Linked DNA regions of Mus musculus: regions 1 and 3 are each linked to region 2. A link is a loop called in an ENCODE intact Hi-C map of the cell type or tissue named here. Cell type or tissue: left cerebral cortex. All regions are shown on one strand. Links, peaks and the distances in the headings refer to the core of each region. The heading gives the core; the rest is flanking DNA.

Region 1 (10,653 bases), core at 911-8,910, 50 kb before region 2:
AACCCATCAAATTGACAAAATTAAACAGCAGGAAGTTGACGGTGGTGGCACACACCTTTGATTTCTGCACTTCAGAGACAGAGGCAGGCAGATCTCTGAACCCAGCCTGGTCTACAAAGTGAGTTCCAGGATAGCCAGGGCTATGTAGCGAAACCTTGTCTTGAAAACCAACCAACCAAACAACAACAAAAACGGTTATGCACTGTGCAGTAGAATCCACGATAGAAATGTGTGTGAGAGCATGTGCATGCCTGTAGTTTGGTTTTACGTTTAAATAGAATATCACACTGGCCTAGGTTGCCCTTGAATCCACAGCAGTGCCCTCCTGCCTCAGCCTCTGAGTGCTGGATTGCAGGCCTGAGTCAGCTGGTCTGGTTTTAGCCCATTGCTAACCTGGCTAACACAGCTGGTTCTATTTCAGTCCCAAGCATTCAGTACGCCAGAGCCAGGCCTTCCCCCACCAGGGTAAATCCTTGTTTAAACGAATCAAGGTAATTTTAGTCCCCTTGCCAGGGATTGGATGAGGAACCAGCAAGTGATGTCATTATGGAAATAGGAGATGAGGTAATGTCTGCTGGTGTGGGGGAGGGGCCAAAGGAAAAGGTTCTTGCTCTGGAAAAGGGTTCTCTTGTAACCTTTGGACAGCTTGTGAGTGTACAATACTTCTGCAAGCTGCTTGCTGCTGTCGCAGCTATGAGACAAGGAACAGACATGAGAACAGAAGCTAACACCTTAAACATGAGACAGCAGAAAAATAAAAAGGTAATTGGTTCCTGGTGATATTTAGAGCCGCTGACTTACCCGGTTCTGTTAACTCTGCCTCTCATTTCTTGCCGAGGGAGATTCAGCCATTTGAGGTCACCCTTCTCTTTCCAGCCAAAGACATTCAACATCAAACCCTACACAAGCATTCATAAAAAAAACTTTTCTGACTTTTTTTTCCCATTTATTTATTTATTTATTTATTTATTTATTTTTGCTGATGTGTGGGGTGGTGTGAAGTTCAGAGGTCAACTTGTGGAAGTTGGGTCTCCGTCCACCAAATGGGACTCAGAGGTTGAACTCAGACAAAGCCATCTGGCCAATGTACGTTCTCTCTCTCTCTCTCTCTCTCTCTCTCTCTCTCTCTCTCTCTCTCTCTCTCCCCCCCCTGTGTGTGTGTGTGTGTGTGTGTGTGTGTTTTCCTAGGCTGACCCGGAACTCCTGAATCTGTGGCTTTTTCCGGTCAAGTGATGGGTTTACAATATGAACTGCCACACCGGCTTAGAGAAACTTTTAGTTACATAATAACAACAGTAAGGCCCTAGCAGGGGGTGGTGGCTCATTCTCATAATCCGGGCACTGGGGAGGCTAAAGCAGGAAAACTAAATTTGAGGCGGGTCTGAGCTACAATGTGTCTCAAAAGACAGAAGGGGGAAAGATGCTAGATAGCACTTTGACTTTTCTTTTCTTTTTTTTTTTCTTTCTTTCTTTCTTTTTTTTTTTTTTTTTTTTTTTTTTTTTTTTTTTTGTGTAGCCCTGGCTGTCCAGGAACTCACTTTGTAGACCAGGCTGGCCTCGAACTCAGAAATCCGCCTGCCTCTGCCTCCCCAGTGCTGGGATTAAAGGCATGTGCCACCAAACCCAGCTGTTTTTTGGTTGTTTTTTTTTTTTTTTTTTAAAGATTTATTTATTTAATGTCTGTGAGTACACTGTAGCTGTACAGATGGTTGTGAGCCTTCATGTGGTTGTTGGGAATTGACTTTTTAGGACTTCTGCTCGCTCTAATCAACTATGCTTGCTCCAGCCCAAAGATTTATTTATTATTACACATAAGTACACTGTAGCTGTCTTCAGACACACAAGAAGAGGGCATCAGATCTCATTAGGGATGGTCGTGAACCACCATGTGGTTGCTAGGATTTGAACTCAGGACCTTCGGAAGAGCAGTCAGTGTCTTACTGGCTGAGCCATTTCTCCAGCCCACCCCCCCTTTTTTTTTCTTAAAGAGACAGAGTGTGGCTATCTATGTCCTAGATAAGTGTAGGACAGAGTGAATTCACCCAGCGAGTGAACATTCTTTTTTTTTTTTTAAAGATTTATTTATTGATTATATGTAAGTACACTGTAGCTGTCTTCAGACACTCCAGAAGAGGGAGTCAGATCTCCTTACGGATGGTTGTGAGCCACCATGTGGTTGCTGGGATTTGAACTCCGGACCTTCGGAAGAGCAGTCGGGTGCTCTTACCCACTGAGCCATCTCACCAGCCCGTGAGTGAACATTCTAACCCACTGAGCCAGCTGTCCGCTGCTGAGACCTATCTGAGAAAATCAAGTTTTGGCCTGCTGGTTCCAATGCTTTCAGGCTTGTGACAAGGAAGATCGTATTGTGGAAGGGCGTGAATCGGGAGAATGCTTACCTAGCTCCTCGCCTCATGACAGCTGGAAGCAAACCAAGAGAGAGGAATGGTCCAGGGGCAAGATCTCCCCTCGGGATAAAACTCCTGTGGCCACTTTCCCAAAAACCCTCCACTTCCTCCTCCCTCACTTAAAGATTTTAAATTGTGTGTGTGTGTGTGTGTGTGTGTGTGTGTGTGTGTGCTGCAAAGGCAGAAGAGCCTCTGAAAACTGTCCTGACAGGCACAAGCCGCTGTCCTGACTCACCTGTGCGTGGCTTCCATTTCAGCATCCTCATCAGGAGACAGGGCTGGATGGGCTCCAAGTTCCCTCCCACTTTAACCTGGAGTTCTGAGCCTAAGAGGAGCCTTGGGAAGGACGGGCAGGAGACTGCTGGGTGGACCTCATACAACCTGTCCTTCTCCAGACAATCCTACTGAAATCTTGAGAGTTAACAGTGTGGGGAAAGTGCCCCCTCCTTGGACCACGTAACTGTGATCGGCTTTAAAAGCAGGGGTGAGGATAACAGCAGTGTGAAGTGCTGAGTAGTCACAAGGTTCCACCCCCAGCATCACATAGCACACACAGACTGAGAGAAAAAGAGATGGCACATGAGGGAGGGAGGGAGGGAGGGAGGGAGGGAGGGAGGGAGGGAGGGAATATCAGAGGCCAGGTGTGGGGTGTGTGCCTATAATCCTGGCACTTCAGAGGTGGAGGAAGGAGGATCAAGGCCAGCCTCAGCTATATAGTAAGGTTGAGGCCAGCCTGGGCTACTTGAGATGGTATCACACAAGAAAAGAGAAGGTCTTGGGCTGAAACCATAGCTTAAAGTTTGCCTTAAATTCTATCCTCAGCAACACACACACACACACACACACACACACACACACACACACACACACTATGATTTACTAAGGCCCTAAGGCCTCTGAATCTTTCCCATTCATCTAACCTCAAGTTGTTTTAGATCTTAGCTGTATTTCTTCAAGTCCTCACCGTGTCGGGATCATCCTAACCTTGGCCTTCAGGCTCTTCCCTCCGCCTGCCCATAAGCCTGGAACTCATGGTCCTCCTGTATTAGGCTCTTGAAACTGAGATTATAGCCAAACACCAACATGTCTGGTTCAATTTGGGATCACTGAATCCTGAATCAGGAAGGAATAGCTAGGAAGAACATAGAAAATAGAACATTATTGGAACAGGTTGGTGAGTTTGAACATGGACTACCCACACACACTTATACACGATATAAATTTATATTGATGCTAAATGTCTTAAATAGAAGGTGGGCATGGCAGTGTATGCATGTAATTTTCTTGAACTATATAGCATGGCTCTCTCTCTCTCTCTCTCTCTTTCTCTCTCTCTCTCTCTCTCAAAGGTTTTACCCTTGCCTGGCCTCAGTGGGAGAGGAAGTACCTAGCTTTGTAGAGACTTGAAGTTGGGGGTGGGGGTTGGTGGGGGGTGGGGTGGCACTCAGCTCAGCGGAGAAAGGGGGGGGGGAGGGAGGAAGGATTGTGGGAAGGAGTAACCAGGAGGGAGGTAGTGATCAGGATGTAAAGTGAATAAGTACAAAATAAAATTGCATTAAACACAAAAAGAAAAGAAGAAAAGGTTTCACTATGTAACTGTGTATCCTTGGCTGGCCCAGAATTCCAAAAGGTGCAATGTAGTGCAGGCTTGCCTTGAACTCATTGCCCAGCTGCTGGGATTAACATCAAGCCTCACTACAAATGCCCTGTCTTGGGTTCTGGGACAGTGAGAAGCTGCCAGAGCCTGGGGATGAGTGGAGTCAGGACTAAGACCAGTGTAAAGGGCTCCTCCTCCTCCTCCTCCTCCTCCTCCCCTCCTCCTCCTCCTCCTCCTCCTCCCCTCCTCCTCCTCCTCCTCCCCTCCTCCTCCTCCTCCTCCTCCTTTTTCAGGTTTCAAAGGTACTTTATTTCTTTATTTTTTTCTTCAGTCTGCTGTACTTTAATGAGTCCACGATTCTTTGACTTGGCATTCACTTATGAGGTTTTTTTTGTTTTGTTTTGTTTTGTTTTCTGTTTTTTGTTTTTGGGTTTTGTTTTGTTTTGTTGTTTTTTGTTTTTCCAAGACAGGGTTTCTCTGTGTAGCCCTGGCTGTTCTGGAACTCACTCTGTAGACCAGGCTGGCCTCAAACTCAGAAATCCACCTGCCTCTGCCTCCTGAGTGCTGGGATTGAAGGCATGAGCCACCACGCCCGGCAAGACCTAGTATTTTTATTGATGAGTATCTTGCTCTATATCTGGGCAGATACTGAGCTATTCTAACCCAACTATGCTGGCCTGGCCTACTTCCCTGCCATCTTAGTCTTGCCCTGGCAATTCGTGCTCCTCCACTCGCTCCTGGGAAATCTCTTGGCCCCACCAGAGACCTCTCTTCTGGAGTCAGAAGTCCTGCCTCATTCTTTCCTGCCCAGCTACTGGCTGATCGGCTTTTTATTAGCCAATCAGAGATGATGGAAAGCAGTTTTTACACTGAGGCAGGGGATGTTTGACAATGCCACCATCTGACTGTAACCAGATCTCTGGGCCCAGTTATCAGCATCTGAATACACAGTACACAAAAACCATCCCCCCAACAAACCAGCACTGCCAAGACTCTCTTTTATACCTCCTTGCATAATTCTCCTCAACGGCCAAAAGGAACACGTTGAATATTTTGAAGCATCCTAAATTCCAGGATCCTGAAGGCTTAGAGTCAGCCACTCAAACTAGCACATTAACAGACTGTAGACGTGCCATTCTAGCTTCTGACCAGTAGGTGGCAGCAACACCTTTACCTTTCAGAACAACCAAAAAATAGGTGGGAGAGGAAAGGAAAGAGGGGGAAACGGAGTTCGGCTACCTTATAGGCATTTTATTGGCCTAGGTCTGAAGGTAGACAACCCAAATCCAAGAGCAAAAGCTGATATCTGCTCTCCACAAGAGAGGGCCTGAGGAGGAGGAGTCATACCTAAGCCACCGTGTGACTTTGAGCAAGTTGCTTCATCTGTTTATCTTCATTTTATTTAACTTTTTTCTTTGAAGAATTTTTAAATTTATCTTTACATGTGTTAGGGTTTTTTGCCTGCATGTATATCTGCGGACCACACGCATGCAGTACCCACATAAGCCAGAAGAGGGCGTTGGATCCTCTGGAACTTGCGTTACAAAGGGTTGTGAGCCACCGGTGTGGGAGCTGTGGATAGAACCCGCGACCTCCAGAAGAGGCCAGTTCTCTTCACTGCCAAGCCATCTCCTCAGCAGCACCCTGCCCCCCTCCTATCTTATTTTGTAAACTGAGAGCAAGAGCAGCAGCAATCTGGGTAGAATATCCTGATACTGGGAAATGACTGAATGTGTCAAGTGCTTACCACAGTGCTTGAAAAATACCAAATATTAGTTCTAATAAAGCGCTCTGAGACCCAGTGAGGTGAAGGTGAGTCAGGATACCCCCCCCCAACGGGGGAGATGGAGCTCAGAGACAGACACTGAGGGAAGAATTCTGTTCTTGGAGCAACTCTGTAGGTGGGAACCCTGAAGTCTGACTCTCCTTTCCCCGTGAGGTCTCCTTGGTCCCAGATACCAGAGCCTTGAACACTATCAGGACCTTGTGAGGCCCTCCTGTGCCCACCAGCACAGAGAAGGTTCCCTCTGCAACTGCAGAGTCTGTGTCCCTCTGAGCTTCAGGTCCTACCTAAGTGATGGGGAAGGGGGAGACCATGGGAGTCAAGGGACTTTTATGACAGTTGGCACAGTAATCCAGTGTAAAAGGAAGCAGGCACTTCAGGTCTTGGAGAGAGGAAGCATGGGGGAGGGTAACCACATTTCTAAGTTGACTTTGAAATTCTAAGATCTCTCCTTCCTCTGCAGCCAAAGCTGGGACCTTAGATGTGAGCCAAGGGCCTGACTAGCAGAGAAATATTAAGGACACTGGCCTATCTTGGGGATATGGCATGATGGTGTGCCCAATCTTGAACCTGGACCAAAAGGGTCTCCAACTAATACTCGGTTACAAAGACTTAGACAAGTGCCATACGGTATGCTCTCCTGTTTCTGATCCTCTGTCCTGTGGCAGAGGTGAGTGACATTGTTGACCACCCACTGTGAGTAACGTTTGTTGAGCACCTACTGTGAGTCCCAAAAGGAGACTGTTGCCAGCTCTGTTCTCTGGAGGAAAAAACTGAATCTCAACAAGACAGTAGGGCTGGAAAGATGGCTCAGCGGTTAAGAGCACTGACTGCTCTTCCAGAGGTCCTGAGTTCAATTCCCAGCAACCACATGGTGACTCCAACCACCTATAATGGAATCTGATGCCCTCTTCTGGTGTGTCTGAAGACAGTGACAGTGTACCCACATACATGGAATAAATAAATAAATCTTTAAAAAAAGAAATTAAAAATAAAGAAGACATAATTCACTTTGGGTCTTGTAGCTGTTAAGTATTCAGGCTGGTGACCTGACCTTGCTTCCAGAACCATTCATTCCCTTTACGCCACCTTAGCCTCAGCTACCCACATCCTCAGAAATATCTTGGGAATCTTGCCATCCATAAAAGACTGAGCCAAATCCCAGTCAATGTATTACACTCTCTCCTCTGTGTGCTGCCCCTTCCTCGGCCTCGCCAGAGTCCAGCTGCAGACCGGTAGCCTGCCACTAACCTCTCCGAATGCAGTTTCGAGTCCCCAGCACATAACTGACTGGTTCCGTTGCTGGTGGCCCACAGTTCCTTGCATGCACACAGCTGTTTCTCTGTAAATCTGCAGGGCAACCACAGGAGCAGAAGCAGAGAAAACAGCAGTGGCTAAGCACTAAGTGCCTAGCATTTTATAACTCATCGGATTCTCCTAATGATATGATACGATATGGGCGCTGTTGTTAGCATTCCCGTTTACGGTTAAAGAAAATAGGGCAGACCCTTTGTTCTGGCTGGTTTTGTGTGTCAACTTGACACAGGCTGGAGTTATCACAGAGAAAGGAGCCTCCCTTGAGGAAATGCCTCCATGATATCCAGCTGTAAGACATTTTCACAATTAGTGATCAAGTGGGGAGGACCCATTGTGGTGGTGCCAACCCTGGGCTGGTGGTCCTGGGTTCTATAAGAACGCAAGTTAAGCAAGCTAGGGGAAGCAAGCCAGTAACATTCCTCCACGGAGGCCTCTGCATCAGCTCCTGCTTTCTGACCTGCTTGAGTTCCAGTCCTGACTTCCTTTGGTGATGAACAGCAGTGTGGAAAGCGTAAGCTGAATAAACCCTTTCCTCCCCAACTTGCTTCTTGGTCATGATGTTTTGTGCAGAAATAGAAACCCTGACTAAGACACCTTTCAAAAAAGCCCAAAGTATGCTGCTCATTAGGTTGAACAGCCATGTGCCCCCCCCCACCCCCCAAGTCCCAGCACACTAAGGAAGGACAGGCTTACCTTCCCCTCCAGCCACTAGCTGACTGGTACTTGGCTCCTTCCACTTGGCATCCAGCACTACTCTAAGCCACCAGTGAGAACAATCCAAAAAAAAAAAAAAAAAAAAAAAAATCCTAGATTCTCCCTGCCCCAGAGGCCGACAGCTTGAGAGACACCACCACCACCAAACAAAACAAAACCCATCAATAAAACCTGTTACTTTTTCAGCCTTTACCATGTATGTGTTAAGCATGTACATATATGTATTCATTTAACACAGTGATTTCTCAGCCTGTGCGCCACAATCCCCACAGGAAGCGCATATCAGATACTTACATGGCCGTTCACAACAGTAGTAAAATTACATTTCTGAAGTAGCATTGAGATGAGTTTAAGGTTGGGGGGGGTCACCACGGCAGGAGGGACTGTGTTAAAGGATTACAGCCTCTGGAAGGTTAAGAGCCCTCCGATATTTAGCCCTCTGATGCTTTGCTGACAGGAAACAGAGGCCAACAATGAGGGTCGTTCTCTAGGGCACGGGTCCTTTGGGAAAGGGTGGCAGTTATGGCAATCTTACCTGTGGCTTTTTCTCCTCTGTCTTTCTCCTCCAAGAGCTCCCCAGCCTGGCTCCTCACCACTAGGAGTGAAACCTTCTCTGCTTTGCCTTGCTGTGTCCCCCCACAGGCTGGCCTTCCTCAGGCCACAGGAGCAGAGCCCTCCTATGAAGTTTTCTGGTCCCCTCTCTTCTAAGACCTCCTGGGAGTGAGCTAGGGGCTTAAGCAAAAGGGGCAGAGGAGGACAGAAACTTCATCTGCAACGCCCTAGTGCCAGAACCTCCCCTGTTCTGCCCAGCCTCTACTTCAGCTGTCTTCAGAGGCTCAGCTCTGCCACCAGCTCCCTGTGCGAAGAGGCTCAGGCTCTTGGGGACTGGGCTCCAGCCCTCTGGGATCATCATTTGCTCTAAGAACTGGCCTGGGTGCAGCTCCAGACCAAAGGCAGCAATTGTTCAGAGCCCTGAAAGCGCCAAGGCGCCAAGGCTTCTTCTACATACTCACCTCTGACCCACCAGCCCCCCACCCCAGCCCAGGTCTGACGAAAGGTACCTCTCTCCACTGCAACAACTGGGGTGTGGCAGGCTCTGGTTTATTCGCCTTGTTCTCCCTTCCCCAACCCCCCTTTTCTCATCCCCCTAGCAACCAAACTAGATCCATCAAAGAGCAGGACCTGGCAGCCGAGCTGGGAGAGACTAATAGCCTGGAAGGAAGGCGGGGCCTGGAGAGGAACGGAAGCCTAGGGATGCAAGCCAGCACTGGGCGTTGGCTCTGACCCATCTCGGAGGACACACGGAAGGTGGGGGAGTTCTCTGCTCTGCAGTCTGCAGGGAGCCATCCTCCTTATCCCAGTCAGGCATCCAGCCTAGAACCCCAAGCCTTCTTCTCTTACACCCGTCTCTTTCTCAGGACCCAACTGAGGTAGACTCATCCTGTTTGAGAGTCCCAGGGTCCCCAGTGGTAGCAGACACATGGCTCTCAGCAAACCCAAAGGGCTTCAGCATCCTTTCTCCTGCAGAGAATCCAGACGGCCTCTGTCCACTCCTGGGACTGCCTGTGCTGCATTCTGGAAGTAGTGTGTCACACAAAGGTCAGACACCAGCCTTTCTGCTAACTGGGGTGTGGGGGCGCTGTTAAGGGGTGTAGCTGTGTATTCCTGTCATGTCTGTGCACACATGCATATTTGTAGCCTCTACAAAGCTGGCTCAGTGAGTATTGGGCAAGTTATCTGTGGACCTGTCGGAGGACTTCTCTCTCTAACAGGCTGTAGTGGCTGGGTATCTCTCCCATCTCATCTCCCTTTATCTGCACCATGTCTGGGTACCTGCATCTCCTCTGCACTGGAGACTGGTGCCTACTAGTCTATATGTCTTTCAGCCCTGGCAGCTGCTATCCCCCACCCCCCTCCCCTTCCTACTTCAGGAATTCCTCTGGTTCCCGTAAGGCCCGTGACTGCCCAGCAGATGGTGTGGAGGGGGCACCAATCCAGTAAAGGCTGAAAGTGTACCACAGGCCCACTCAGCCCCAACAAGAGTGGGCACCTCACAGGCCCTTTCATGGCACAGACCCTTGGAACCCCGACATCCTCAGCACCCTGTGAGGTGCCCACTCTTGTTGGGGTGGGTGTTACGTCCGAGTTTGGGGGCTGTGTCTTTAAGATGGAAACATCACCATGCAACTTCTGCTGGTCCAAGGGCGGGGGTGGGGGTGGGAGAGCTGGTCAGTCCATTAGCTGCAGAGCTGGCGCCAATCACCAGCCCTTTACCGTGCCCTGGGGAGTAGGCAGAGATAAGCTCTTCCCCAGCTCCCTCTGCCTCAGCCCTCGGTTGTGGCCAATGATGGGGGGCAGTTGACAACAGGTGAAAGGAGAACCCCAGTTTCAGGAGACAGGAGGAGGCACGAATTCCCTGGCTTAGGCCAGGTTAGCTCTCCCTCCACCTACCCCACTTCTCATTGCTCAAAACTTGCCCTTTTCCTCAGGTCCTCATATTCCCTAATTTTTACCCCCTCTTCTGAGAGGGCACCCCAGGTCAAGCCATGTCCTCCCATTCTAGGCTCCAGCGTTGGATGCATGCTCTAAGGTAGACCTTAGCCCACCTCCATCACATCCCGGATCTCAGCCAGCAACAAGGGGGAATCAAGCAGGCAGGGTGCCAGCAACCAGGAGAGGGAAGGGGTGGTGTCCTCTCTCTGCAGGGTGGGGCATCCCCCTCCCCACACAGCCCAAGGCTGAAGTCAGGCCAGTGGGAGGAGCTGTCGTGGCCCCCCACCCCCCCTCCCCGGAGACCGCAGGGCTATAAAGCCGCCCCGCATCGGTCTGCAGCT
Region 2 (10,653 bases), core at 1,660-9,659:
CATGCCGCCCTTAGACAATAGTCGACCTCACACTTCTTGCCCTACACCCTGGGCCAAGCCTGGCTTCAGTGAGCTCAGCAAGCCTCGCCTCAGAGCCCGCGGCGGCAGCCCAATGCTTCCTGCCATCTCCTTCCATCCCTTCCCACTCGCTCCCCCTCCTTCCTGAGCTCCCTCCCCCGCGGCCGCGGCCTTTATTAGGGATTCCGCGGCTGTCGGTCCCGCCATCCATCCTGTCCGCCAGCAATTAGGCGGCCAGACAAAGAGCAGCTTCGGATGGATGAGGGTCCCGGCGGATCGGAAATGTGAAGGGTCAGCGCTGCCGCCCGCGGCGCACCCCGCTCCCCCTCCCGCATAATCACCCGCTGCCCGTCACTCAGCCCGCCGCCGGGGAGCTCCCGGACCTGGGAGAGGGCGGGGCTGGGACTGCAACCTAGGCGCCCCAGGTCTGGGCGAAGCAGACTCCTGCAGGTGCGGCTCCTGCGGGAGAGCGGAGAGCAACCCTCCGAGGCTTTCGGAGGAAGAGGAAGGAATTTGGGCAATCTCTAAGGAGAACTTGATACCCGCGCCCTGAGGCCTTCCTGGGGCGGGGTAGTGGGAGGAGGAGTAGAGACTTAGTAGTTGCCCGAGGGAGGCAGATCAAATTCCTGGGTCTCACCTGGTGGGAGTCTGGAGGACTAAACCTTAGGGGGTCTCCGTTCCCCGCCTACGGAAACCCAAGGCCACCCCGTTTCAAGAAAATGCCAGGCCTCTAGCCAATGGCGCCTCCTATCGGACTAGAGTGACACTGCGCTTCTTTTTTTTTTTTTTTTTTTTTTTTAAAGATTTATTTATTATTTATATGTAAGTACACTGTAGCTGTCTTCAGACACACCAGGAGAGGCTGTCAGATGTCATTAAGGATGGTTGTGAGCCACCATGTGGTTGCTGAGATTTGAACTCCAGACCTTTGGAAGAGCTGTCAGTGCTCTTAACCGCTGAGCCATCTCTCCAGCCCAAAAGATTTTATTTATTTATTTATTATATGTAAGTACATTGTAGCTGTCTTCAGGTCTCATTATGGGTGGTTGTGAGCCACCATGTGGTTGCTGGGATTTGAACTCAGGACCTCTGGAAGAACAATCAGTGCTCTTAACCGCTGAGCCATCTCTCCAGCGACACTGCGCTTCTTATCCCCCCCTCTCCTGAGTAAAATCCAAACCATCCACATCAAATCAAGAAATGCTCCAAATCCGGGCGAGCCCAAGTGGAGCCAAGAGGAAGTTCAAGGAGTCCAGGTTTTACTGTGGATTCTTTGGCTCTGGTTCCCAGCTGACAAATCAACATCTCAATCTGACAATTAGTGGTCCGGGGTTGGGGTAGGGTAGGGGGAGCAGGGCCCTTGCTGCTGTGGAGCCCTCCCGGCGGGAGGCAGAAGTGGGCGGTGCTGGCAGTGATGAACGACTCAGGGGGGGCCCAGGGCCCCGAGCGCGCATTCATTACTCTACTGACAGGCGGACGGGGGCCGGGTGGGCGGCGAGTGGACGTGCTGGGAAGGAGGCCAGTGACAGAAGCGGGAGCAAGGGAGCGTTTAACAGTCCCATCGCTCCCTCTATTCCTGGCTTTTCACTTCGACCCCCGGCCTTGACTACCTTGAACTTGGACTCCTGGTTGTTGGCCGGCTCCTTAATTAAAGAATGAGGGAGTCAGAGGTGGAGACAAACTCTGTCCTTGGATTAGGTGATTTAAGGTCAGATACCGAGACAGGATGTAGCTAGGTTTTAAAACTAGGCGCTTTGGTGCCTGACCTCAGAAGAATTGTGCGTGATTGCTCGCCCAGACAATGGCGTGTGCGTGGCGACCATGGACAGAGTGGATGGTTGCAAAGGCATCAGTGACTATGCGTGTCAGTGTCGGTGATGTGTCCCACTGATTTTATCCTTGGAGGATGAGCCACCACACCCATCCCGATATATGCCCCCCCCCCCCAACTTGCTGTCAGCTCTGCAGTTCTGGGGAAATGGCAGCAGCGTGCAGGGTGACAGCTGAGGTATGCTCCTGCGGATGTGTGGGGTGTTAACTGTGAGAGTGCTGTGACAACTGATCCCTCCCAGCCCTAACCCAAACACTGGAAGCAGTGGACACTCCTCCCCTCGCCCAAGTTTAGGTATCTAATTGCTTAGTCTTGCAGATGTGACTATTGCAAGAGTTCTTCATGACCTACATGGACAGCATATGCAATCTCCAGTACCAGTGCGGGATCTCCAATCCAGCTGGTCTCCCCTGGCTGGTGGTGATCTCCGAGAAAGGAGTGAGACTGAGCAAACACCTGTGTGATGCTCAAGCCAGAAAGACCAGATTCTTTTCTCTATCTTCCTTTCTTCTTCTTTCTCTGTTGTTGTTGTAGTTGTTGTTGCTGGAGACCGGGTTTCTCTGTATATCCTTGGCTGTCCTGGAATTCACTCTGCAGACTAGGTTGGCCTCAAACTCAGAGATCCACCCGCCTCTGCTTTCCCAGTGCTGGCATTAAAGCATGACCTGGGCTGCAGACCCCAACACCCAGATCTTTTGATTTCTAAGCGAATCCATCTCTTAGGGCCCAGAGAAGTAGTAGTTGCTGAAGACCCAAATCTTTGGACTCTTGCTTGGGCCTAGCTAATTACTAGTCCACAGCTTGGGAAGACAATACTACTTATAAATTACATTATAGTCATCTCTTTTTCGCCTAGCTCTGTCTCCACTCTTCCATTCATTCTCAAACCACTAAGAAGTTGAGACTGGCCTGACCAGGGCTGGACCTCCTGCACTTTATATAGAGAGCAGGGGATTCTGGGTCTCTGGAACATTGCTTTATAGGGCACCTCTAAGGCAGCTTCTGTTTGCCTTGCTATTCCCAGGTCTACATTGTTCTTGGGGCCACTCTAGTTTTGTCTCTTTCCCCTATGTTTTAACCTCTTTCAATTTTGTCTCGTCAAATTTGGGGTGGTCTTTGCTCCTCTTTGGGTTCCTGCCTCTGGGAATGACCCAGTGTAATAGTGATGTGCTGTGGAATCCAGGCAGCAGAGGTAGAGCTTCCTTGTTGCCACAAATGAGAACACAAGAATGACCAGGCCATGCCAGGGCACGCCCGCCGTCGCTTTTCATTCCGGGCACAGGCGCCTGGTCGATGCCCTGCTGTCCACCCTCCCCTGCAAACGGCCCTCCTCCTGGCCCCCGCCCCCTCCACCGGCTTGGAAAAGGCAAATTTGACATTTTTAAATCCCGAGCCTTAGAGGGATCGATGCGGCCCGAGGGCCCCGCCCGGGGTCGATATTCCTGATTGGGAAGCGGCCGCTGAGCGGAGCCGGGGTGTAAATCACCCGGACTGGGGGGCGTTGCGGGGGGAGGAACCAGGAAACCTACTGAATCCCACGCGCGCTCAGCGGCAGCTGGAAGGGTCTCTGCTCAGGCTGGACCGAGGGCGACCGACTAAGAAAGACAGGATTTAAAAGAAGCCGAGAGGAGCCCACCCAAGGCCTCCCCCCTCCCCCGTCTAGTCCTGCCAACTCCAGCGGCCGACTCCGGTCTCGCTTCAGCGGCCGCCATCCTCCGTTGCCCCTGGAGCCGCGAGGGAGGCCGGTGTCGGAGCCAGCCATGCAGCGTCTCCTCTCCGGCCGCTCCCGCGGGGCCCGGGCTTCGGCGGCGGCTGTCACGGAGCCGACAAGCTGGGCTGGCGGGGAGGAGGCGGGCGGGGGAGGTGTTGGGGGCGGAGGGGGGCAGCTGGAAGCCAGCGCAGTTCTCGCTCAGTGGGCGCAACAGATGTTTGCAGAATAGAGGAGCGACAAGGTGGTCTAGGGTAGCGAGCGGCGCCGGGGTGAGGGGACCTGGGCACACTTAGGAATGAGAGTGCAAACCTGCGACGTGAGCAGGCGCTGGAGGGCGCCGGCCAGAGAGACTGGGGAAAGGCTAAGCAACTTTTGGTCCTGTCTGGTCATCGCCTCGGCCTCCAGTACCTGCCGCGTTCGGTTGGGGAAACCGAGGCAGCTGAGACCGAGAGAGGCCTGGAAGATGAAAAATCGGGGACGGTGGCGAAGGTTGGGGTGGCCATCAATTTCCTCACGGGTTTCTGTATCAGCCAAGGCCAGCCCTGGGCCAGTGGCGGGTAAATACGTTACTATGCCCTCGACAGCTGCTCACACGCTCCCCTCCCTCCCGCTTCAGCTTGTCAGATTCCCCCCACCCCCACCCCACCTCCCACCCCGAGCCAGTTTATAGAACAACAATTTGGGGAAAACAATCCCGGCCGAGTGACGGCCCCGTAATTGTGACAAAGTGAGTGCGGACGGCTGGAGAGAGCGTAGGGCGGGAGCGAGGCAGGGCGAGGCGCAGGCAGGGGCTCCTCTCGCCCACCCTGTCACCCCTGTTCTCATTCCGGTCACCTCTCATCCCTCTCCTTGACTCTTCCTCAATTCTTCTTCTCTAGGTCCCCTGTGCCTCCCTTCTCGTTTCTCCATCGCTCTGCCCTCTCCTCACAGTAATGGTCCTCCTCTCGCCCCTCACCCTCCACCACCCTCCTCCAGATGTGCCTTTTCCTCGCTCATTTCTCACTCTCTTCTCCGTCCTCCACTCTTTTCTCCATCTTTTTCACGCGCTTACATTGCCCTTGGGTCCCAGGGCTCTACGGCAAAAATCTGCTTCGCTCCCTCCCCAGTCCGTCCTTTCTAGGCTGGGCCCGAAGCCTTCATCCCTTTCGCGTTTTTGGACACTTCTGGGCCCCTCCTGCGAGCAGGAGACCTGGCTCCCCGGGGTCCCCTCCCCCTCCAGGCGGTTCGCACTGGGCTCCCGGCTCCCGAGCGAGTTTGTTTGTCCAGCGGCGGCGGCTGCTTCTGCCCGCGCTGTTTGCCAAGCTTAGCGCGCCGCCGCGCAGAGCGGGCCCAATTAAGTCTCATTCATTATTCAGCGCCCCCGTCCGCCCCCCGTCCCCAGCCGTGGCTGGGTTGTCGTTTTGTCGCCCCTCCTCAGCCCTAAAGGGGCCATATCTAGTCCCCAGCTAGAACTAGACGTTGGAGGGAGCTAAAACATTCTGCCCACTGTTGACAAGTGACCCTAAGTGAAGCCCACCGGCTCCATCCCTACCTCTAATCAAGCCTGGGGAATTTCGTAGATCCAAGCTTCTTTTAAAAGAAACTGAAGCTCAGGAAAGGGTGTGACTTGGCCAAGGTCACGGAGCTGCTCGGGGATTGTAGCCCGGGATGTTGAAGGCATCTTGTAAGCCAGCTCCATTCCAGCGTCCAAGCGAGAAGGCAGGCTCCTCTCCCCCGAGTCTCCCTGGGTTTGCCCTTACTCTTCTGATGGCTCGCCCCCACCCTGTATCCCTTGCTGGTGTGGGTTCCCCCCCCCCCCTTTGCTTCAGGCTACAAGGGTCTGAACAGCTTCTGGCTCTATGGATTCTGGGCTATGCAGGCTCAGACTCCCAGGTCTGGCTGTGGAGTCCCCTAACTGGAAGGCCTGGAAGCAAGGTAGTGAGGCAGAATTGCGGGTCTTGAGGGGCTCTCTCCTTCACCTCTGAGTGGATGTCTCTCCTTTAAGAAATTAGACGTGATCCTATAATGGCCGTCTTGGAGTACAGAGAGAAGCGAGACAGGGATCACCTCCCATTTGTGGCGGAGAGGAGAGGAAGTCGAGATTTTTAATTTTATTGATAGAGTCGCCCTTTTTCTCCCGCCAGGTAGCTGCACGGTTCGGACAGCTTTGACCAGGAATGTCCCAACCTTGCAAAAAGGAGATCTGGGACTTTTGGGGACCCTCCCTTCCGTAAACGGCAGCGCCATCTGGCGGTGTTAATGAAGTGCTGCAAGAGGTGCGCACTGCCGGGAGTGGGGCGCGGTTCCAGGCCCTACAGTGTAAAACTGGGTGAGTCTGGGGAAAGCTTCCCGTAGAGAGGGCGATCAGAGCCCAGGAACACAGGACCGGAAGGTGGCTACGAAGGGGCTGACCAGGGCTTTCGGGGCGGGGCCTGCAGGAGGTGGCCTGACTTCAAACACAGTCACCCAGCACTGAGGGACAAAGTCCACTTGTGTGGAGGTGAGAGCAGTTACAGAGGGGCCATTTTGAATCTGTGTTCAAAGGCAATGGCTGTTCTGAAGCAGCCTGGAAGCCTGGGCTGCCAGGTACTGCGGCCCTGCTGGGACTGCCTGAGGGTGAGTTTGCTTGAAGTAGGTAAGACGATTGGCAGGCAGATTTGATATTCTGAGGATTTTTGCGGCCGCTTTGTAGAGTGCCTTCGATCTGGTTGATAGGGATAGGATGGCTGGGCTGTGGGGTGCTAAGGTCTGGGTCAAAATGTTCTCCAGAACGTTTAAGTGGAAGGAGTTCAGGGTCCCTTTCAAATTTGGCTTGTGGGAGAACGGCATAGTCTGGGGAGATGGGAAAGCTGGAAAGGGCTTTGGCCGAGTTACAGAATGCACCCGCTTACACACACACACACACACACACACACACACACACACACACACACACACACACACACACGATGTTAAAGGAGTGAGTTTGGCTAAGACACTGGCTTTCAAAGGGGTTTGAAACAGTGAAAAAGTATTCTCTTCAGCCCTTTCCTGTGAGCCATTACTATTCCAGAGTCTAAGGGGAGGATAGAAATTTAAGCTTCTTTTTTCCCCCTTCTTATTCTTTCTCAATTTTACTTTATGTACACGGGTGTTTTGCTTGAACCTTTGTGTGTGCACTGCATGCACTCCTGATATCCTTGGAGACCAGAAGAGGGCATCTATGAGCTGCCATGTGGGTGCTGGGAATTTAAACCCCAAGTGACCCCTGGGTCACCCGTTAGTCCCAAGCTTTTGAGTTGTTGTTGTTGTTGTTCAGGCACCTAGTTCTCAGTGTCCCAACTTAAAGTCACTTAAAACATTCTCTTCCTGGGGGTGGAGAGATGGCTCAGCCGGTTAAGAGCACTGACTCTACCTGGTGGTTCACAACCATCTGTAATGGGATCTGATGCCCTCTTCTGGTGTGTCTGAGCACAGCTACAGTGTACGTATGCATAATAATGAATAAATCTTAAAAACAAAAACATTCTCTTCCTTGGACATGGTGGCACATGCCTATAACCTCAGCACTTGAGGAGGTAGGGGCAGGAAGACCAAGATGTCCTCAGCTATGGCCGCATAAGACCAGTTTGGAACGTGCAATAAGACTGTGCCTCAAATATCAATAAATTAATAATAAATAAATGAAAATATTTTAATTGAAGCATTTCCTCCCTTAAATATGGAGTCACTGTGATTGTAAATAACAGGACTGGGGTGCTAACGGAAGATAGGAGACATCTAGTACCTGAGAGACCCCGAGGTAGGGCTAGCTTGATTTTTATTACTGCTGAGCCTTTCTCCTTGCTTCACCTCTCAGGCCTAAGGATGACCCTCCAGACTGCAGTGATTCTCACAGAGGACCTTGAGATTTCTGCAATTTGATCAATGTCAAACGCCACTGGATTTTCTCTGAGACTCTTGCCCTAGAGGATGGCCAAAGGGCTGCTGATGACCTATGTCCTTTGGGCTTTGGGGGGTCCTGTTGGGCTCCACCACCTGTACCTGGGAAGGGACAGCCATGCCCTGCTCTGGATGCTCACCCTGGGAGGTGGTGGGTTGGGCTGGCTCTGGGAATTCTGGAAGCTCCCGAGCTTTGTGGCTCAAGCCAACAGAGTCCAGAGTTGGAAACAGAGGCCGGAAGAGGAGAGACCACCTCTCAGTCTCCTTCGCTTTGCTTCCCAGATAGTAGTGGGTGTCTATTTTGGTCTTGTGGCTCTAGTCAGCCTTTCTTCCATGGACAACTTCTATATAGTGGGCCTCCCACTGGCTGTTGGCTTAGGGGTCTTGCTGGTAGCTGCTGTTGGTAACCAGACCTCAGACTTTAAGAATACCTTAGGAGCGGCCTTCCTCACGTCCCCTGTGTTCTATGGCCGCCCCATAGCCATCCTGCCTATCAGTTTGGCTGCCAGCATTACAGCCCAGAAGCATCGACGATACAAAGCCTCAGCGGGGTCAGAGACACTTAGTGTGCGGCTCTACCGCGTGGGCTTGGCTTACCTCGCCTTCACCGGCCCTCTGGCCTACAGTACGATGTACAACACAGCTGCCACCATTAACTACGTGGCAGAAACCCTGGGTTCCTTCTTGAGTTGGTTCAGCTTTTTCCCACTTCTTGGCCGCCTCGTGGAGTCTGTCTTGCTTCTGCCTTGCCGGATCTGGTGGCTACTGGTCGGAGGTCCTGGCTTCAACAGCAGCCGGTTCCAGGAGTGGGAAAAGCTCTATGAGTTTGTCGACAGTTTTCAGGATGAGAAACTTCAGCTGGCTCACCAGGTAAGCCTTTCTTCCCTCTTCGGGTAAGTCTCCTCAGAGAGGAGAGCCTGTCTGGACTCTGAGCGATGGAAGCCCTGCAGGAGCTTGTAGCTTGCATGAGGGAGCTCTGTTCTGAGTCTGGCCAGCTATGCCTTGAAAGGGGATCCTGGCTTCTTTGGGCTTCATGAAGGTACATGAGGAAGACACATGAATAATAAATACTTTTGTTGTTGTTGTTTTGTTTTGTTTTTTGTTTTTTGAGACAGGGTTTCTCTGTGTAGCCCTGGCTGTCCTGGAACTCACTTTGTAGACCAGGTTGGCCTTGAACTCAGAAATCTGCCTGCCTCTGCCTCCCGAGTGCTGGGATTAAAGGCGTGTGCCACCACTCCAGGCTACTGTAACTGGGAACACACCAGAAGAGGGCATCAGATCCCATTACAGATGGTTGTGAGCCACCATGTGGTTGCTGGGAATTGATCTCAGGACCTCTAGAAAAGCAATCAGTGCTCTTAACCGCTTAGCCATCTCTCTAGCCTTTTTTTTTTCTTCTTCTTCTTCTTCTTCTTTTTTTTTAAAGACAGGTTCTTACTGTGCATCCTTTAGCTGGCCTAAACCAGGATAATATGGAGACCCAGGCTGGCCTCAGTTTGTATTCCTCCTGCCTCTGTATCATGAATGAATATTAGCAAGAAGTACCACCTGTCAGCTAGATGAGTTTTCAGTTAGTTTCTTTCTTTGTTTCTTTCTTTCTTTCCCTCATTATTTATTTTTTTTATTTATTTATTTAGTTTTTTGAGACAGGGTTTCTCTGTATAGCCCTGGCTATTCTAGAACTTACTTTGTAGACCAGGCTGGCCTCAAACTCAGAAATCCACCTGCCTCTGCCTCCGAGTACTGGGATTAAAGGCGTGTGCCACCATGCCCGTCATCCTCCTTATTTTTCTTTGTCCAAGTTTTCTTTATTCTTGACAATCAAATAAACTGGATCACCTAGTACAGATCTGACTTTTTGCATTCAACATTCTGTTTATAAGACTTATTCACATTTAACATGCAATTTGAAACAATCTGCGTTCATTGCTCTATCATATCCTGCCCAAATATTTTTTATTAGATATTTTCTTTATTTACATTTCAAATGTTATCCCCTTTCCTAGTTTCCCCTCCGAAAATCCCCTATCCCCTCTCTCCTCCCCCTGCTCCCCAACTCACCCACTCCTGCTTCCTGGCCCTGTCATTCCCCTATACTGGGGCATAGAACCTTCACAGGACCAAGGGCCTCTCCTCCCATTGATAACCAACTAGGCCATCCTCTGCTACATATGCAGCTAGAGCCATGAGTCCTACCATATGTACTCTTTGGTTGGTGGTTTAGTCCCAGGGATCTCTGGGGATACTGGTTAGTTCATATTGTTGTTCCTCCTATGGGGCTGCAAACCCCTTCGACTCCTCGGGTCCTTTCTCTAGCTCCTTCATTGGGGACCCTGTGCTCTGTCCAATGGATGGCTGTGAGCATTCACTTCTGTATTTGCCAGATACTGGCAGAGCCTCTCCGGCTCTCAAGAGATAGCAATATCAGGTTCTTGTCAGCAAAATCTTGTTAGCATCTGCAATAGTGTCTGGGTTGGGTGGTTGTTTATGGGATGGATCCCCAGGTGGGGCAGTTTCTGGATGGTCGTTCCTCCAAATCTTATTTATTCGCTCTATTGTTAATATTTAGGTCATTTCTAGCTTAGGACTTTTTTTTTTTTAAAGATTTGTTTATTTATTTTATAAATATGAGTACAGTGTTGCTGTCTTCAGACACACCAGAAGAGGGCATCAGATCTCATTACAGATGGTTGTGAGCCACCATATGGTTGCTGGGAATTGAACTCAGGACCTCTGGAAGAACAGTCAGTGCTCTTAACTGCTGAGCCATCTCTCCAGCCCCAGGACTTTTTTTTTAAAGATTTATTTATTTATTTTATGCATGTGAGTACACTGTCACTCTCTTCAGACACACCAGAAGAGGGCATCAGATCACATTACAGATGGTTGTGAGCCACCATGTGGTTGCTGGGAATTGAACTCAGGACCTCCGGAAGAGCAGTCAGTGCTCTTAACTGCCGAGCCATCTCTCCAGACCCCTAGCTTAGGACTTTTTTTTCAATGAAGTTCCTGTAAGCATCTTCTCAGGTTTCTGGTGGGCGTACAGACACTTATTTTTCTTGTGGAGGGGGGAACCTTGTGGAGGATATGGAGTTCTAGCCTGGAAATTGCGGCTGCCAGTAAAGGAATCCTGGGACTGACGTGATATCCTGAGGCTTTTTGGGGATGGGGGCATTGTTTGTTTTGGGGTTCC
Region 3 (10,653 bases), core at 1,810-9,809, 220 kb before region 2:
CAGTCTCATCAAAAGAACCACAAAAATCTCTAAAAGAAGCATCATGCTTAAGCTGGGAAGTGATGGCGCACACCTTTAATCCCAGCACTCGGAAGGCAGAGGCAGACAGATTTCTGAGTTCGATGCCAGCCTGGTCTACAGAGTGAGTTCCAGGACAGCCAGGGCTATACAGAGAAACCTATCTCCAAAAAACCAAAAAAAGAAGAAGAAGAAGAAGAGAAGAAGAAAAGAACCATGCTTGTTTTCACATTCTGTGATTCACAACCTGGAATCTGTAATTCAGAGGCTGGGGTGATTGACTGTTCAGTGGCTAAGAGCACTCCCTGGTTGATCTCCCAGCAGACCTAAGTTTGGTTCCCAGAACCTACTGAGTGGCTCACACCAACCATCCCTAACTCCATTTCCAAGAGACCTGATGTCCTCCTCTGACCTCAGAGGACACTGCTCACATGTGGCCTTTAGATATACAATGGGCAAAACACTAAAAAAAACATTCACAGAAAAAAAAAAAAAAAAGTCTTTGTTTTGTGTATTCAAGACAGGTTTTTCTCTGTGTATCCCTGGCTGTCCTGGAACTCACTCTGTAGACCAGACTGGCCTCAAACTCAGAGATCTCCCTGCCTCTGCCTCTCAAGTGCTGAGATTAAAGGCATGCACCAACATGCACCAACAAAACAAGTATTTATGACTGGAGAGATGGCTCAGGGGTTAATGAGTACTTTTTCCTCTGGAGGACCTGGGTTTCATTCCCAGCACCCATGTGGTTCACAATAGTCTGTAACTCTAATTCCAAGGGACCTGATGCCCTCTTTTGGCTTTTTCTTTTTCTTTTTCTTTTTTTTTTAAGATTTATTTCATGTATGTGAGTACACTATCTCTGTCTTCAGACACACCAGAAGAGGACATGGGATCCCCATTACAGATGGTTGTGAGCCACCATGTGGTTGCCAGGACCTCTGGAAGAGCAGGCAGTGCTCTTAACCGCTGAACCATATCTCTAGCCCCCTGACTTTTTCTTTAACACAATTCCAAAGGTATACAAGGCACAGAGATGACCAAATGGATAAAGGACTCTATAGGCACCAAGCACACCCCTGTTGCAGACAAGCATGTATGCAAAACACTCAAAGATAAAAAATTAGTAAGTCTGGGGCTAGAAAGATGGCTCAGCAGTCTAGAGCACTGATTTCTCTTCCAAAGGTTCTGAGTTCAATTCCCAGCAATCTCACAGTGGCTCACAACCATCTGTAATGGGACCCAATGTCCTCTTCTGGAGTGTGTGAAGACAGCTACAATTTATTCATATACATAAAATAAACAAACAAATCTTATTAAAAAAAAAAAAAGTGGTGTCCGGCAGCTGGTGGTAGTGTCACATGCCTTTAGTTGCAATACTTGGGAGGCATAGACAGGCAAATCTCTGAGTTGGAGATCAGCCTGGTCTATAGAATCAGTTCCAGGGCAGCCAGAGCTACACAGAGAAACTTTGCCTCAAAACAAACAATCAAAAAGAACTCTCTAGGGGCTGGTGAGATGGCTCAGTGGGTTAGAGCACCCGACTGCTCTTCCGAAGGTCAGGAGTTCAAATCCCAGCAACCACATGGTGGCTCACAACCATCTGTAACAAGATCTGACTCCCTCTTCTGGAGTGTCTGAAGACAGCTACAATGTACTTACATATAATAAATAAATCTTAAAAAAAAAAAAAAAAAACTCTCTAAAGGGCTGACAAGATGACAAGATGGCTCAATGAATAAAAGTCACTTGCTGCCAGACCTGAAGATCTAAGTCTGAGCCCCAGGGCCCACAATGTAGGAATCAACTCTTGCAAGTTGCCTTCTAACTTCCATTTGCATGTTATGGCAGATACACACCACACTTTTACAAAAGGACTGAAGCTAGAGCTCAGTGGTAGAATATTTGGCTAGTATGTAACCTCTATATATACAGTCCAGGATGGCCTCCTGCCTCAGCCTTCAAACCCTAGGATTACAGGGGTGTGTGTATACGTGTGTGTGTGTTTGCACGCACGCACACGCGTGTATGCCACAACACCCAGCTTCTGAAGCTTACTCAACAATACTTCAAATGGGAAGTCAGGCTGATTGAGTACTTCAGCTTCTCGCAGTCAGCAGAGGTCTTTGTCCTCTACTATGCTATGGTGGCTCTTAGGTCACCCTTACAACTCTCTTTGAGAATGAATTGTGAATAGTCAAGGCAGACAGTGAGGGTTGGAGAGACAGCTCAGCAATTAAGAGTACACACTGCTTGTGCCTAGGACCCATGTACAGTGTCTAGTGCCCATGTTCAGTGGCTTATAACCACCAGTAACTACAGCTCCAAGGAACCTGATGCCTCTGGTCTCCTCAGGTACCTGTATTCACATGCAAACACATAATTTAAAAAGTAAAGAAGAGCCGGACAGTGGTGGCGAACGCCTTTAATCCCAGCACTCGGGAGGCAGAGGCAGGCGGATTTCTGAGTTCGAGGCCAGCCTGGTCTACAAAGAGCTCTAGGACAGCCAGGGCTACACAGAGAAACCCTGTCTCAGAAAAAAAAAAAAAAAAAAAGACCTACACCTTACTAGCAAACAGCCATCCTACTGTGACCGACACTGAAAGGACAAAAACAAATCTTTAACACCTAAAATATATACCACAATTCCAAACATGACTAGATGTTTTGATATAGCAGGAGGAAAAATGCCTGCTATATCAAAGGGACAAGGCTCTTAGTAAGCAGTGCATACATAGAGTTCCAGGACAGGCAGGACTACACAGAGAAACCCCACAGAGGGATGGGGGGTGGGGGAAGGAGGGGGCTTAGGCACATCTGGGTTGCCAGATCACATGTACGCCAAGCACATTCTTTTCTCAATTCTCATGGGTTATCACACACTTTTAGTCTCCACCTCTACTCTCCTTGACATCATTAGAAATGAGGGGACACAGCAAATGTCATGGTCTCAGGACAACAGCTAGTCGGATGGCATATGGCATTTAGCCACTAGAGGGCAGTATATCTGTAGTTAAGGGGATCTTCAGGACCCACAAACTTAGATGGGTGGGGCAGCCCAACAGATCTTGGTGAAGTTAAAAAAAAAAAATATAACAAACAAAAAAGAAACATCAAAATAGATGAAAAAAGGCGAGTGGTTAAGTCTTAGGGTGGGGTCCTTAGTGAGGAGAAAGACAAGAGTGAATACTAAATACTGAAGCCACCAGTCCTCAGCTCTCTCCAGACACAAACGTCAACAAAAGATTTCTCAGTTTATTTGGAAATATACATTGTTACCCCAGCAGACAGTTCTACTTCAGAACTGCCAAGGAACCAAACACCCTTACCCAACCAACACCCAAAACCTACCCAGGAGGGTGGGTCCTGGGTAATCAATGCACAAGACTCATATCCCTACTGTACAGACTGTAAAAATTGGTTTAGAAAACCAAGGAGTTAGAAGCCAGGGTCCCTGAGACATCTTGCCCCTTTGTAAACATTAACATCCAGGCTACCAGAACCTGGGATGAGTGTGCAAAAATAAGAGTGCCATACTGTGTGCCCAGAGGACAGGGGACATAGTTGGCAACCATAGCAGTTATATCCTGAGGGTCTGCCCCACTGCTGCGGGTTAGACAATGTCTGCGGCAGAAACAGGGCAGTTATTCCATGCCAAGAGTTCACATAAGATAGCATCGGCGGTCTTGTCGTCCATAAGAATTCTCCACCCGGGCAATCTCCTGGATGACTTTGATGAAGACATCTTGAGTTAGCTATAAGGAATAAGATCAGCAGTCAATCAGTTGGGTCAGAGCCGATACTATCCAGCCCCAAGGCAAACAGCGCTTCCTAACTATCCCCACCACCAATCAGCATGTAGGAAAACACGGTTAGCCTTGCCCCTGGGTCCAATCTTTAAGTTCAGCACCTGATTATCCCGAGCAGACGACTCCATAAACATCGCACCCCAGGACTCTGCTAGCTTCTTCCCTTCAACTGCCTGCACCTCTCTGGAAGCAGATTTGGAACACACCAAGATGGAAAGCAGATAGCAACGTCGGCAAGTTCTCTGAAAAATCTCTAGGGTTTAGATTCCTTCTGATGATTCACAACCCCTCCCCCAAGGTTTGAGGAGGTGAAGAAAGAGAAAATATACGTAAACAAAAGCATGATATGTAAATGCAAAACTGAAATATAAATTATGATAGGATTATCCTTAAGTGACCTTCAAAGTTAGGATGAAAAGCTCGGGGACCAGCTAGGCACGGTGACCCACCACTACATTCTCAGCGAGCACTATTTGGAAAGCTAGAGGACCTGGAGTTAAAGGACAGCCTGGGCTATGTGGTGAAGATCCCGTCTCGAAAAACCAATCAAGATGTAAAATTGCTTCAGTCAAGCATCAGAGCTGGGAAGGACTACAGCTCGATTGATCCCTGATACAAGTCACTTTCCATTGCCTGAGCAGCGGAGTCTTACCCACCTCTCAGGAGAGAGATCTGCCTTGTTCCCCACAAGCAGCACCGACAGCCTGGGATGACAAAGCAGTTGCTACAGTTATGCTTGTAAGATCCCCTTCCCCATCCTCCATGGACCCCAGCTACTCCAACTCCATCAAGGCCAGATGATTCCCAAACAAGCCAACTGTGATCTAGGTCTAGCCTCCTTGAAGAGTTCACTCACCCTTTCGCTTCCTTCCACACCCTCAGGTCTCTATGTCCTAAAGCCACTTACCGGGTTTTACCGTGGCCTTCGTGTAGCTTTTGGTACAGGTTCTTAACGATCTGAAAGCTTCAAACATAAGAAACAGAGCTAGGGTTTTAGTTCTAGGATAACTGCCCAGTCTTGACAAGCCCCCACTCAAAAACCTCCGTGCGTACCTGCGCAGAGAGTTAACCGAGTATACAAGAACGTAACCATGGACCCCGATGATGAGCGAGTAGGGCAGAATGCTGTACTCATCCTAGCAGCAAACAAAAACGTGAGTATGTACACCCATGCCTTCAAACGGCGTAAGCCAGTGGCATAGCACACGAGTGACCCTCCCGGGACATTCCTCGCTCCGGTCTCTTCCATCAAACAAATTTTTATGAAGTAGCTCCACTGAGCCCTGCACACTGCTAACAGCTCAATGCCTTTCTTTTCATACTACATCCCACATGAACCCCCCCCCCCCCACACACACACACACTACCAGACTTTATAATTTAGGGCTGAACTATAACATTTGGACACCCTACCGCAACTGGTACCTGCCCTGCTGTGTCCACCAGATGTAGGTGAAACTCATCTTTGCCAAGAGTCACTGTCTTGCTGTAAGCTGGAAAAACAAACAAAGAAGAAAGCTTCTTGACTGTGAGGTGCTTTGTGGTCCCAGTGATGTGTGTTCCGATACAGTCCTGACCCCAGGAGTGACACACTGACTTACTGTCTTCAGCCACACCTGTGGTTCTCAACCTTCCTAATGCTTGATCCTCAACCATAAAATTATTTTTGTTGCTACTTCATAGCTATGATTTCGCTATCGTCGTGAACCGCAATGTACATATTTTTGGAGGTACAGGGTTGCAAATGGGGTCTCAACTCAGAGACTGAGAACCTCTTGATCTATACTATCCTGGTCTAGAACGGCACAAACGCCACGCTCTAGACACTAGAATGGGACTCCCAGAGCTGATTAGTGGACCCTATAAACAAACCATCCTCTTTGCAACAAAGAAATCTCAAATTATGGAGTTTGAGAGGGCACCCAGTCTATCTAGGTTCCATCCCCTTCACACTAAAGAAAATTACTCATGCCAGGTGGTAGTGGCGCACGCCTTTAATCCTAGTATTCCAGAGGCAGAGGCAGGAGGATCTCTGAATTCGAAGCCAATCTGGTCTACAAAGCTAGTTCTAGCAGCCAAGGATACACAAAGAAACCTTGTCTCAAAACAAAAAACAAAGTGGTGGGGGGTGTTGGGGGGGGGATGCAACTACTTACTATTCTCCACTGTAGGATCGTAGCCTTCCAGGAACTCGCCTTCCACAAATTGATGTGCCAAAGATGTCTTCCCTTTAAGGACCAAAGATTGTTGTAATATAGTCATCCATCCATATTTACACCTTTTGTCCTTTCGGACTGTGGCCAGGACCAAAGGGCACCTCACATCAGCATCCCAGATTGTGGGAGCTCCCAAGCAATGCTTACCCTTTGTCTTTTATTACCATCATCCTAACAAGTAGATTTCCGCGACGTTTTGGTGATTCGATGCATTCAGTGACGCTTCAGGAAGCCCTTTCCTGCCCCACCCCATCTCACCCTTTGAAAAAGATTCCCCGGGATCTAGTGCACCAGGCCAAGGACACTTGCAAGTGTCTAGCCGGCAGAGATCTCCACCACACCTTCAAATACTGATCCCACCCCCGCTCCCAGAGAGAGCAACGCGGGGACGACTGGTGCAACCACAGCCCGGTACACTTTAACCCTTGCGCGCTCCTCTTCCAGCATCCCTCCACCCTTCCATCTCCTGGCAGCAAAACCGACTTCTTCCCAGGCCACATTGGGTCCTCGTGTCACATCTCCGCGACAGCGCGCCTCTTCTGGCCACAAAGCAACCGTGCTCTCGGGAGGGCGGGGACTTACCTACGGAGCGGTACCCTAGGATGGCCACCTTCCTGTAGCGCACCAGCGGCATGACAGGACGCCGCCCCGCGGGGCTCGTAGGAGTGCGGGCCGAGGGAACCCGAAGATCAGCCGAGGTGCAGGCCGAGGTGGACTCTGGGAAGAAGAGTAGCTCGCTGAAGCTACGCCCGGCAAGCCAAGGAAAACCAAAACAAGCCGCGCGCCCGGGGCAGCCCACGTGATCACAACACAGCGGCTGTACGCAAGGGAGCTGGGCGAGGGGGGGGGGGCAGGGGAGGGGACAAGACGAGCGGGATACCTAGCCGGGCGGCTCCCGGCTCCGCCCCACATGCTGCTCCCCATTGGTCTATTAGAATAGAGGAGGGCGGAGTCACCCACAGGAGGGAAGGGCGGGCCTCACGTGGAGCGGGATCTTTGGGAGCTGCACATGCGTAGACCTGAGCCTGTTCATTCATAAAGAAAGAGAAAGGAACCCGGGGTCCTAGAGGTACTTGCTGCCTAGCCAAAGAAGCTGGGACTCTCAGATGGAAAACACCTGTTGTGAAAATACAAAACGAAAAGGAAAATATCTGTTGTGGTTCGGCTGGAGTGTTTGCTTTTGAGACAGGGTCTTACTGGTGTAACCTGACTGGCCTACAGCTCTCTCTATAGATCTTGCTGGCTTCAAACTCACTGGGATCCACTTGCCTCCTCCTCCCCAGTACTGGATCAAAGGGGTGCACCACTACACGTGGCTTTGGGCTGGAGGTTTTGTTGAAAAGATTCTAGGCCCTTGAAGCACGGATTTAATCCCAGCACTCGAGAGGCAGAGAAGGGCATGTCTCAGAGTTTGAGGCCAGCCTTATTGACAGAGTGATTTTCAGGACAGCCAGGGCTACACAGAGAAACCTGTTCTCAGGAGTGGGGGTGGGTTCTAGGCCTCTGATTTCACAGAACTGGAGTTCTTGTTGTTTGGGAAATTATTTCAGTGTGTATGCAGTCTTAGGTTTCCTTATCATACCCAGGACACTCATTTATTCAACAAATACTGACTGAGGCAGGAGGATGCTGAGTTTGAGACTGGCCTGGGCTATACAAGATCAAGCCACCCAAGACCTTGTCCAGAAAAAGGGAAAAAGGAAAAGAAAAGCATACGTCTATAATCGAAGGATTTAAGAGGTGAAGACAAGAAGGTCAGGAGGAGTTCAAACTCATTACGGCCTCAGCTATGTAGTGAGTTTGAGCCCAAAAGACCTTGTTCTAAAAAAAGAAAAAAGGCTGTTGCCCATGTTCCGCATGCTCTGGACAAGACACTGTTGCAGGCTTGCTAAAAGAGATAAACATGGCATCTGTTTTCCTGGCATTTAAATTTATTCAGAGTTTGGAGCTGCATGAGGCCAGCCTTGTTTGCAGTCCCCAGAACACACACACACACATGCACACACACACATATGCACAAAACCTTAGGGAGACAAGTATGTATGTCATGGACAGCTTCAAATTAACCAGCGGGTTCATCCCGTTGAGGTAGAACCTAGGAAGTTGGCCGCTGGTGGCCGGTGTTCCTAAGGCTCTGCTTCACTCTGGTTTGTTTGGTTTTTGTTTTTTGTTTTTTCCAAGACAGGGTTTCTCTGTGTAGCCCTGGCTGTCCTGGAACTCACTCTGTAGACCAGGCTGGCCTCGAACTCTGCTTCTGCCTCCCGAGTGCTGGAATTAAAGGCTTGCGCCACCATGCCTGGCTCTGCTTCATTCTGGACTCTTCATGCCTGCTTTGGTTTGCTGTCTGCCGTGAACAAACTCTTCCATCACACGCACCCACTATCCGTGAGACTGCGCATGAACTTAGAGCTAAGTGGTCATAGACTAACCATATGAAGTTCTGAGCCAAAAAGGAACCTCTCTCTCCTTTTCAGTTATTTAGCCACGACAATACAAAATTGTGACTTAACGCTATGCTTCCCAGGACTTCTTTGTTTTCCACGGCTAAGAATTCACCTCCTTCTTGGTACTTAATAAACATCATTATCATCATAAACAGCGTTGGCAGAGGTGGCACACACCTTTAATTTCAAGACTCATGAGTCAGAGGCAGGCAGTTCTCTGCATTCAAGGCCAGCCTGGTCTTCAGAGAGAGTTCCAGGACAGCCAAGGCTACACAGAAAAACCCTGTCTTGAGAAAATAGTAATAATAATAATAATAACAATAACATCACTATTACTTAGTGGCTTAAAAAAATATGGAGTTTGGGGAGATTTTTATTGTTTTTGTATTTCATTGTTTTTTTAATTGGGTTTAAGTTTTTTGAGACAGGATCTCTCTATATAGCTCTGACTTTTCCTGGAATAGGTTGGCTTCGAACTCACAGAGATCTCCCTGCCTCTGCTTCCCTGTGCTAGGGTAAAGGTGAGTGCCACAAGATTGGCTTCCTTGCCTTTGTTTCTTTGTTTCTTTGTTGGAGATACTATGTAGCCCTGGCTGGCCAAGAGCATTCTTTGCCATAGACCCTAACTAGCCTGGAACACCCAGAGATGCACCTGCCTCTCCTTCCAACTGCTGACCCAGAAAAACAGTGTATTCTTTCTGGGAATCTGGGGTTTGAATTAGCAGCTCTCTTGTTTCCTGTCCTGTATTTGTTCCTGGGGTTGAAGTCTCAACTGAGGTAGAAAGTCCAAAAGGACCTTGAGTATCTGGGCCTGTGTGCTGACTATTGGCTGAGTCAGACTCTCTGTCTCTGTCTCTATCTCTGTCTCTGCCCACCCCCCACTCCCTTCCTGTGTCTTTCATTAATGAGTGATGGAGCCTGAACTTTGAGGCAGAATGGGATAAGAAAGCAAGGGCCTCTTGGGCTTTGGGCCCTGGAAATGGCAAGTAATTGGTTTCTCTAAAGGAAAGTGTTCAATCCAGGGACTACAGCCACAGCTTATAAGAGTTCCCAACTTGCCTGAGCTACATAACAAGGCCTTGCTTCCCCCAAAATAATGAATAGCCAGCCTCAAATTGTCCAGGATGAGCCTGAACTTTTCTTTAATTTTTTTTAAAAAATGTATATGGGTGTGTTGCCTACATGTGATCCCTTGGAACCAGAGTCACAGTTGTGAGCTGTCATGTGGACACTGGGAAGTAACCCTGTTAAACTTGGAATCCTCCTGCCTCTGACTCCAGAGAGCTGGGAGGATCTGTGCTGCTAATGATTGATTGACTCCTGGGCTTGAGGCTCTACCAACTGAGCTATAGTGCCAACCCACACTGTTGTAGCTAGAGAAGCTCTCCTGGTACTCAGTCCATCTCCGTTGCTGCTGGTGTCTTTTTTTTTTTTTTTTAAAGATTTATTTATTTATTATATGTAAGTACACTGTAGCTGTCTTCAGACACTCCAGAAGAAGGAGTCAGATCTCGTTACGGATGGTTGTGAGCCACCATGTGGTTGCTGGGATTTGAACTCCTGACCTTCGGAAGAGCAGTCGGGTGCTCTTACCCACTGAGCCATCTCACCAGGCCCGCTGCTGGTGTCTTAATGAGAAAACAGCTGCATCCTTTCTCCCTTTTCTCACTCCAGTCTTAGCTACTGCCCAAGCAAGGCTCCATTCAGTATCAGGGGTATTTTTTCTTCTTCGAGACAGCGTTTCTCTTCTAGCCAAGTTGGCCTCAAATTTAATTTTGGCAACATTATGGTTTATTGGCAGTCCATATGTTTTTTTGGTTTTGTTGTTGTTGTTTTTTAAATAATTTTACCATATAGCCTATGCTGATCACAAACTGAAAATCCTCTTGTTTCAGGCTCCCAGTTGTTAAGAGTTTTAAGCCACCACACCTGGCATCAAGTGATTTTTTTTATTTTTTTATTTTTTTAGCGTTTGAAGACAGGGGTTCAGCCGGGCGTGGTGGTGCACGCCTTTAATCCCAGCACTCGGGAGGCAGAGGCAGGGGGATTTCTGAGTTTGAGGCCAGCCTGGTCTACAAAGTGAGTTCCAGGACAGCCAGGGCTATACAGAGAAACTCTGTCCCATAAAACCAAAAGAAGAAGAAGAAGAAGAAGAAGAAGAAGAAGAAG

Evidence for each region. Peaks named below come from ENCODE experiments on the same cell type or tissue, not always from the same donor. Only the 100,000 strongest peaks of a DNase experiment are listed, where the experiment ranks them.
Region 1: it touches region 2 in a loop (5-fold over the local background); 14 of 42 quality-filtered maps call a loop at or near these places.
Region 3: it touches region 2 in a loop (2.2-fold over the local background); 3 of 42 quality-filtered maps call a loop at or near these places.

The regions. Positions count from the first base shown.
Region 1 is chr15:99,044,520-99,055,172 of GRCm38, forward strand. Gm41399 (a long non-coding RNA gene) reads left to right here. Exons shown (of 3, transcript XR_875655.2): 3 at 6,252-7,316. It also overlaps a transcript of Prph not described here. Among named protein-coding and RNA genes, the nearest start is that of Prph, 5.3 kb to the right of the region's middle. In left cerebral cortex, for the core only: CTCF peaks have their summits at 5,168 (motif pointing right) and 5,474 (motif pointing right); a DNase peak (open chromatin) is centred at 5,156.
Region 2 is chr15:99,093,446-99,104,098 of GRCm38, forward strand. It overlaps Dnajc22 (DnaJ heat shock protein family (Hsp40) member C22), which reads left to right and starts at 6,039. Exons shown (of 3, transcript NM_176835.2): 1 at 6,039-6,155; 2 at 7,378-8,330. The coding sequence starts at 7,491. In left cerebral cortex, for the core only: CTCF peaks have their summits at 5,797 (motif pointing left) and 6,748 (motif pointing right); DNase peaks (open chromatin) are centred at 4,828 and 5,811; H3K4me3 peaks cover 1,184 bases.
Region 3 is chr15:98,874,528-98,885,180 of GRCm38, forward strand. It overlaps Rhebl1 (Ras homolog enriched in brain like 1), which reads right to left and starts at 6,887. Exons shown (of 8, transcript NM_026967.4): 1 at 6,623-6,887; 2 at 5,981-6,052; 3 at 5,250-5,317; 4 at 4,878-4,960; 5 at 4,732-4,788; 6 at 4,481-4,528; 7 at 3,926-4,007; 8 at 3,233-3,770. The coding sequence starts at 6,674. The coding sequence ends at 3,678. It also overlaps a transcript of Dhh not described here. In left cerebral cortex, for the core only: CTCF peaks have their summits at 3,006 (motif pointing right) and 6,609; DNase peaks (open chromatin) are centred at 3,018 and 6,908; H3K4me3 peaks cover 1,410 bases; H3K27ac peaks cover 694 bases.